2 separate regions of the Homo sapiens genome follow, and region 1 is linked to region 2. A link is an interaction called in ENCODE POLR2A ChIA-PET data of the cell type or tissue named here. Cell type or tissue: Panc1. All regions are shown on one strand.

The links. ChIA-PET counts read pairs that join two places held together with the same protein. Peaks named below come from ENCODE experiments on the same cell type or tissue, not always from the same donor. Only the 100,000 strongest peaks of a DNase experiment are listed, where the experiment ranks them.
Region 1: POLR2A ChIA-PET joins it to region 2 with 7 read pairs; 6 of 35 experiments call an interaction of 5 or more read pairs at or near these places.

What each region holds. Positions count from the first base shown.
Region 1 is chr1:235,892,843-235,896,842 of GRCh38, forward strand. LOC105373215 (a long non-coding RNA gene) reads left to right here. Exons shown (of 5, transcript XR_002958490.2): 2 at 99-388. Among named protein-coding and RNA genes, the nearest start is that of LYST, 28 kb to the left of the region's middle. In Panc1, no CTCF peak of the experiment used is centred here; no DNase peak of the experiment used is centred here; H3K27ac peaks cover 1,325 bases.
Region 2 is chr1:235,832,987-235,836,986 of GRCh38, forward strand. It overlaps LYST (lysosomal trafficking regulator), which reads right to left. Exons shown (of 53, transcript NM_000081.4): 2 at 592-681. Among named protein-coding and RNA genes, the nearest start is that of MIR1537, 18 kb to the right of the region's middle. In Panc1, a CTCF peak has its summit at 2,387; a DNase peak (open chromatin) is centred at 2,499; H3K4me3 peaks cover 1,166 bases; H3K27ac peaks cover 3,177 bases.

The DNA.
Region 1 (4,000 bases), 60 kb after region 2:
ACAAGGGAAGAGAAGACACTAGGGCCTGGCCAAGGTCTCTGGGAAAATAAATAGGCCTATCTGTTGTCCTTTGACCTGCACATACTGTTCTTTTGCAGGGAAAACAGACCCTGTATTTTTGGGATTCCTGAAAGGTGACCAGGTGAGAGCAAAGCCCAACTTCCTGGGGAAAAGCTCTCAGCGCAGTGAATGCTACATTCGGAGGTAGGAAGGCTCTGGATGTGAGTCTTCATGTTTGTTTTTTGTTTTTTGTTTTTTTTTCTCTAAAATTACCAAAAAAGAGGAATATCCACAGAAGCAGAAGTAGGAATGGGGAAGGAGGGGACAAGTTTAGACCAAGCTCTTCTGTGACCTCACTTCTGCTTTTGAAGTCCCACAGCTCTATAAGGTAAGGTTACTTGTGTTATTAGCGCTTAAGTCAATATTGGAGGTGATAAGTTCTTGTTTTCTCAGCTAATTTACCTAATTTCTTCCGAAATTCCTATGAAGTATACTGGATTGTGAAATTAGTTCCTGCAGAGACACCTGAATCATGTCTCAAAGAAGGATCATTATCTTAGGGTACAATATCATGATTTTATAACATAAAACTAAGTCATGCAGCCCTACTGTCTTGGGAAAAAAAAAAACATTTCACAGTTTTAATAACAATTAGGATTATCATTGTTTATGTTTCCAAGTAGAAACAAAGTTTCTCATTTTACGTAGTTATGTGCGCTCCAAAGAGTCACGGACTGGGAGGCTGAAGACCTGAATTTTGCTCCAGTTCCGCCGTAACCATCTATTTGATAGTGGGCCTCAATTTCCTCATCTGTGAATGAGAAGTGACACTCCTTTATTGCTAAGAGGCTGCAATCATTGATATTCATTAAGCTGGAGAGGAAAGTGGGCATATGCAAATGTAAAATCCACATGATATGTAAGCATATACTACATAGGCAATGTAATCATGAAGGCATTATGATTAATAGTATTAAATGAGAAATGTTGATATCATAGCATTAGCAGAAGAAATTCTCTCTGGAGATAATTAATATTGAAGCTGGATGAATATTTATGGGATATTTGCCTTCCCAATTTTTCGCAATGATTTTCAGGAAAGAAGTTTAGACAACTTTCCCTGGTAACTTTGTCTCAATGTCTAAATGGCCTAATGGTGAGCGAAACATTCCTTTCATTTAAGCCACTGCTACCTTTGCTCTTAATTCAATGGGGTGGGGCAGAAAGGGCATGGATTTAGATAAGAGGCAGTCCTGGCTTGGCCACCTACTAGCTTTGTGCAAGGCAAATTACCCTTTCAATCCCAGGCCCCTTTTCTATTAAATGAGGATAATAATAATGCCTAGAGCTAGTTTAGATGAAAAATGCTTCATCAGGTGACAAAATGCTTATGATTATCACAGATTCTGCAGTGTTGTATTTATAAAAGACAAGGTGTGACCATTCTAAGATTTTAATCAATTGATTAACTTAATCCAATTAAATGCAGCTACATGGAAGAATCAATCACATAAACGTGTATATATATATATATATATATATATATATTTTTTTTTTTTTTTTTTTTTTTTTGAGACGGAGCTTTGCTCTTGTTGCCCAGGCTGGAGTGCAATGGTGTGATCTCAGCTCCATGCAACCTCTGCCTCCCTGGTTCAAGCGATTCTCCTGCCTCAGCCTCCCGAGTAGCTGGGATTACAGGCATGTGCCACCACGCCCGGCTAATTTTGTATTTTTAGTAGAGACAGGGTTTCTCCATGTCAGTCAGTCTGGTCTCGAACTCCTGACCTCAGGTGATCCGCCCGCCTCGGCCTCCCAAACTGCTGGGATTACAGGCATGAGCCACTGTGCCCAGCCAACATAATCGTTTTTTAAAAATTATATTTATATATACATATACATGTAGATATACACACCACACACACACACACACACACACACACACACACACACACACGTATATTTTTTAACTTTTTTTTTTTTTGAGGCAGAGTTTCGCTCTTATTGCCCAAGCTGGAGTGCAATGGCACCATCTTGGCTCACTGCAACCTCTGCCTCCCGGGTTCAAGCGATTCTCCTGCCTCAGCCTTCAGAGTAGCTGGGTCTACAGGCATGCACCACCACACCCGGCTAATTTTTGTATTTTTAGTGGAGACAGGGTTTCACCATGTTGGTCAGGCTGGTCTTGAACTCCTGACCTCAGGTGATCCACCCACCTCAGCCTCCCAAAGTGCTGGGACTACAGTATGAGCCACCATGCCGGCCTATATTTTAACTTTTATTCTAGGTTCAGGGGCTCAGGTGCAGATTTGCTATATAGGTAAATTACGAGCCACGGAGGTTTGGTATACAGATTATTTCGTCACTCAGGTAATAAACATCGTACTAAATAGGTAGTTTTTTTATCTTCACACCTCTCCCATCTTCCACCCTCAAGTAGGCCCCGTGTTTGTTGCTCCCTTCTTTGTGTCCATGTGCACTCAATGTACATAAACATAATCTGGAGTGAAAGAAGCCAGACATAGCAAAGTAGGTTCGGTCTGATTTTATGAAGAGAGCTTCTAAGAGTCTGGTCATGTTCTATTTCTTGATCAATGTGTTGTTCATGATTGTGTTCAGTTTGTAATCATTCATCAGATTGTGAACATAAGATGTGTGCTATTTTCTATGTATGTATGTTATACTTCAATAAAAAGTTAACATTTTTGTGTTTGAGATGATGGATATGCTGATACTGTGATCTGATCATTATATATTATAAATATCAAAACATCACTATATACCTCATGACTATGTACAATTATTATTTATTAATTTAAAAATGTGAACTTCTTTTGATTTAGAAACATTAGACACAACAGATTTTTAAAAAACAGCAACAGGCCAGGTGCGGTGGCTCACACCTGTAATCCCAGCACTTTGAGAGGCCGAGATGGGCGGATCACAAGGTCAGGAGATCGAGACCATCCTGGCTAACATGGTGAAACCCCATCTCTACTAAAAATACAAAAAAAATTAGCCGGACGTGGTGGCGGGCGCCTGTAGTCCCAGCTACTTGGGAGGCTGAGGCAGGAGAATTGCTTGAACCCAGGAGGCAGAGCTTGCAGTGAGCCGAGATCGCACCACTGCACTCCAGGCTGGGCGACAGAGCAAGACTCTATCTCAAAAAATAAATAAATAAAATAAAATAAAATAAATAAAAAAATAAAAAAAAACAGCAACAACAAAATCTCCACATATGCCAATATCTGGAAATAACTCCTCTTAATATTTTGGCATAGACTCTTCCAGAATTTTTTCTATATGTATAAACATACATTTTACAAAATGGGATCATACCGTGCATCTTTGAGTAACCCCATTTTCTCACTATTTCACTCTTACAAATACTGACAAACAAGACTTTTTCAAACATCTTGGCTCAGTAGATCATTTATTTATTTATTTTTAGGATTCCTAAAACTGGACATGGTGGCTGTAGGAGGATGCGCCTCTTTCAGTCATTGGATTTCCCCTGGAAAGACAGAATGAATTCACATTCTCACCTGCAGTGGGTGAGAAGTCCCTTTTCCCCCACTTCCTTGCCAAAAATGGATATTATCATTCCTTTTCATCTTTGCCAGTCTGGAAGTTATGTGCAACTGAACACAAGAATTACAGAAGAGGCCGGGCGTGGTGGCTCACGCCTGTAATCCCAACACTTTGGGAGGCTGAGGCGGGCAGATCACTTGAGGCCAGGAGTTTGAAACCAGCCTTGGCAACATGATGAAAACCTGTCTCTACCAAAACACACACACACACACACACACTAGCCAGATATTGTGACACACACCTGTGGTCCCAGCTACTCGGGAGACTGAAGTGGGAGGATCACTTGAGCCCAGGAGGTTGAGGCTGTAGTGAGCTGTGATTGCACCTCTGCATTCCAGCCTGAGCAACAGAATGAGACCCTGTCAAAAAAAAAAAAAAAAAAAAAAAAAGGAGGCAGCTGGGATTTAAGAAC
Region 2 (4,000 bases):
TTATTATTTTGTTTTGAATTTCCCAGATATAATACTCTATAATCTACAAATAACAAAAATTCTGAATTATCTTATCCAATATTCATACAATTTCCATTATTCTATCTAATTGTATCAGTTTGCACTAACAGAACAACATCAGTTGTGGTGATGGGGACACTTTTGCTTTGTATATTAGGAAGTATTCACCTCTTCCTAACAGAAATATTGAATTTAATTGAATGACTTTCAGTCATTTTTAATGTCAACTGAAGAGATGATTGCACGGTATTTTCTTTAAATTTTTTCTAATATTTAAAGTACCCAGAAACAAAGAATATATAACATGAGGTTATAGCCAACAACCAGATATAAATAGTATACTGTATATATCCTTTTGTAACTTTGCTTTTTCCTCTTAATGTTATGTTCATTCCATTAAACCATCATGCAATATACCATTGTATGAATAAACCACAAACTATACATCCATCTCTACTAAGAAAAGTTTAGCTGTTTTAACTTTGGGGTTTAACGAATGTCAGATAATTATGTAGTTTCAAGCCTTCAAAATCATGTTGATGGTTAATATTTATTACATTATATACTTACCAGTCTTTCACCACTGCTGTGACATTTACAGTCTATATCATTTGGACTCATAAACTAGATGAAACAAATATTCTTAGAACAAAGCTTCACCTACAAAAAAAAAGACATATTAATCACAATAGTAAACCACAAATAATTTTAACAAAGTTGTGACATAATCAGTGGCCAGTCTTCATACATGATGTATGAAACCACCAATGAAATTTTTAGATCTTAGGAGCACACTAAAAAAATGCCTACTTCAAGAATTCCTCTTGAGAGGGAATCTTGGAACATAGTGATCTGAAAAAGCAACTCAATAATAGCTCTCTACTTTTCCTCTTCCAGTTCTTAACTTAAAACCTCCAGGTAAATCACAAGTTAACTGCAAAGGAGAATTAGACCAGTCTTCTTAACACTAGAATCTAGGAGGCAGCGGAATATCTAAATACTATCACGACAAAAAGGTTTTCAACTCAGAGTTCCTAGGTACAGCCATTACTTTCCTGTTAGGATGAAAGGTATTTGAGGATACATAAGAACTTAGACAATACCAAAGCCAAACATTAATTTATTAATCACCATCAAATTTCATATCTTTATTGAAGTTTTTAAATGAATTAATCTTTTGAGTAGAATATAATGAAGGTTATTTCTAGAAGACTAAAGGATAAATTTCTATTTCTGGGATAGCAACAGGATATTTCTCTTTAGTTACCTGCTCTCCCCTTCTCTACAGTGCTTACCAGGAAGAAGCATGAAGAATGTTTCCTTATCATAGTTATGCGGCAAACATGAAGATATTTTGAATTATAAGTTTTAAAATCAGATTGATTTTTAAAATTATTTTTATTTAAAAAAAAATGAGATGGGGTCTTGCTGTGTTGCCCAGGCTAGTCTTGGACTCCTGAGCTCAAGTGATCTGCCCACCTCGGCCTCCCAAAGTACTGGGATTACAGGCGTGAGCCACTGTACCTGGCCCAGGAGTGATCTTTAATTACTTCAAAATGCTCAAATCTGGAAAACTGTCTTAAGTTTCTTTCAGCTTGCCAACCAGTTCTTGTACCACACATTATTCTAGGCACTTGAAGATAAACCAGGCAGAAAACAGCTGTGTTAGACAATGCAGGGCTTTGTGTGAATTAGGAAAAAACATCCCTTCCTGATGGGTGCAGCTCCACACAGCAGGGCACACAGCTATCAAAGCACAGGGTATATTTCAGTCTCACCCCCTCATTCCTCTGGCAGAGCACCAGAAAGCAGTATATCAACGGCTCAACCAAGTGGAACAGCCCTGGAATAGAGTCCTAACACACCTTCCATACCTGTTCCTGCTGCCTCCTGAGCTAATCAATATCATGCAAATTTTTTTTTTTTGAGAGGAGTTTCACCCTTTCGCCCAGGCTTGAGTGCAGTGGCGCGATCTCGGGTCACTGCAACAACCTCTGCCGCCTGGGTTCAAGTGATTTTCCTGCCTCAGCCTCCCGAGTAGCCGGGATTACAGGCGCCCACCATTATGCCTGGCTAATTTTTGTATTTTTAATGGGGGGGGGTTTCGCCACATTGGCCAGGCTGGTCTCAAACTCCTGACTTCAGGTGATCCACCCGCCTCGGCCTCCCAAAGTGCTAGGATTACAAATGTGAGCCACCGTGCCCAGCCCATAGAGATATTTTTAACTTTAAAATTATGGAAGGGGAAAAAATAAAATAAAATTATGGAAGGGAAATTATGGATCAAACTGTAAGCCTAAAGATGGTATTATATTAGCTGCTCTGACTACTACCACCCTCCAGCTTGGACTACCACAAGGTAGAGCCATCTATCTTGCAATGCTAAGATGATTCCAGCTAACTCAGCGTGGCCGTAAGAAGTGAAAGCTGGCAGCTGGTCAGCTAGATCCGTCTGTTTCTCTTATCGAGGGACATTTTCTAGGCCAAGCTGAGGGATTTCTCTAATGCTCTTAAACTGGCATGGCTTCTTTATCTCTGTAGTTTACAAAGCCTCACTTGAATATCTATGCAGTTTCATTTTATCCAAGATCATAATTCTAACCACCAGCACAGTCACATGTGTCCTCCTTGAGTCTGCCAGCACTCTTTATACACACCTGTATTCTAATTTTTATCATCCTGTATCATTCTAGGTGTCCAGAACATCTGGAAGTATAGATACATTTTTAATAATGATGCCCTTAGCCCATTATATATTTGCCTCTGTTTCCAAACTACATAGACACACCCTGTAGTTACTTATCTATGACTGTTTCACCCTCTAGGTCACAAGTTACTTAAGGCCAGGGACCCTGTCTTATTACTTTTTACCTTTCATAGCTATAATGCCCAATTTTAAATCTAACTTTATCACTATAATTTCAATTTCTAATACAACAATTGTTATAATGTCATAACAAAGAAAACTTGCCCCAACGATATTCGTAGAATTTTTATATCCTTAGCATTTACCGTAAATGAAAAACATAGTAACAAATGCCTATAATCATATAAATGACCTCCTCAGAAAAATAATGTTTCACTTTTTCCTCATATAGTGACTGGTAAAATGTAAAATATGAACAAGCAAAAACAAAACATACATACACAAACACTGATTTAATGTATTAGCTACCTCTCATTTTATGTCATCAGAAGTTTCATCAATATGCCATTTAATTCAACAAATGTTATTGAACATTTACTGTATGTGAGCTACTAATTTATGCACTGAGTTTAGAGCAGAATCAAAATCCTTACCATCATGTATTATAGTGAGGTGGAGACAGATGAAAAGCAAACATACACTATAATGTCAGGTCATGTTAATTCGATGAAAAAGTAAAACAAAGTAAGGGTATAGAGTGACAGGAATGCTGTTTCAGATAGGATGGACAAGGAAGGTCTGAAGCAGTAATATTTGAGCAAAAACTTGAATGGAATAAGTAAATGGACCATGTGGGTATCTGGGAAACGTGCGTTCCAAGCCACTGAGATAAATGTATGCTGGATGTACGGGATATTGAGTGCAAGAGGACAAGAGGTAAAAAATAATTGCAAAGAAAAAGTGAGAAAAGTCAACCCATTCTTCCTTCTCAGGAACTAAAGTAAGCATGGAAAGAGGAAATAGAAGTGTTCCCCTGAAACCATTTCTCCCCAAGAATGCAAGTCCCTCCCAATGCCCACCCAAAAAAGACTATAAGGTTTTTTAGCCTGTGTGAAGAATAGTACTGTTTACTGATAGGTAAGACTGACATAAGAACAGTTGTGAGGGAAAATAACGTTCAGTTTTAGCTATGTTAGGTGTGATAGGTTTCTTAGAAATTAAGTAATCAAGTAGGCAGCTGAAGATCAAAACAGGCAGGGAAGCTGGAACTAGTGAATCAATTTGGGAATCATCAGGATATCATCAATAAATTTTTAAAGCCATGGAACTAGA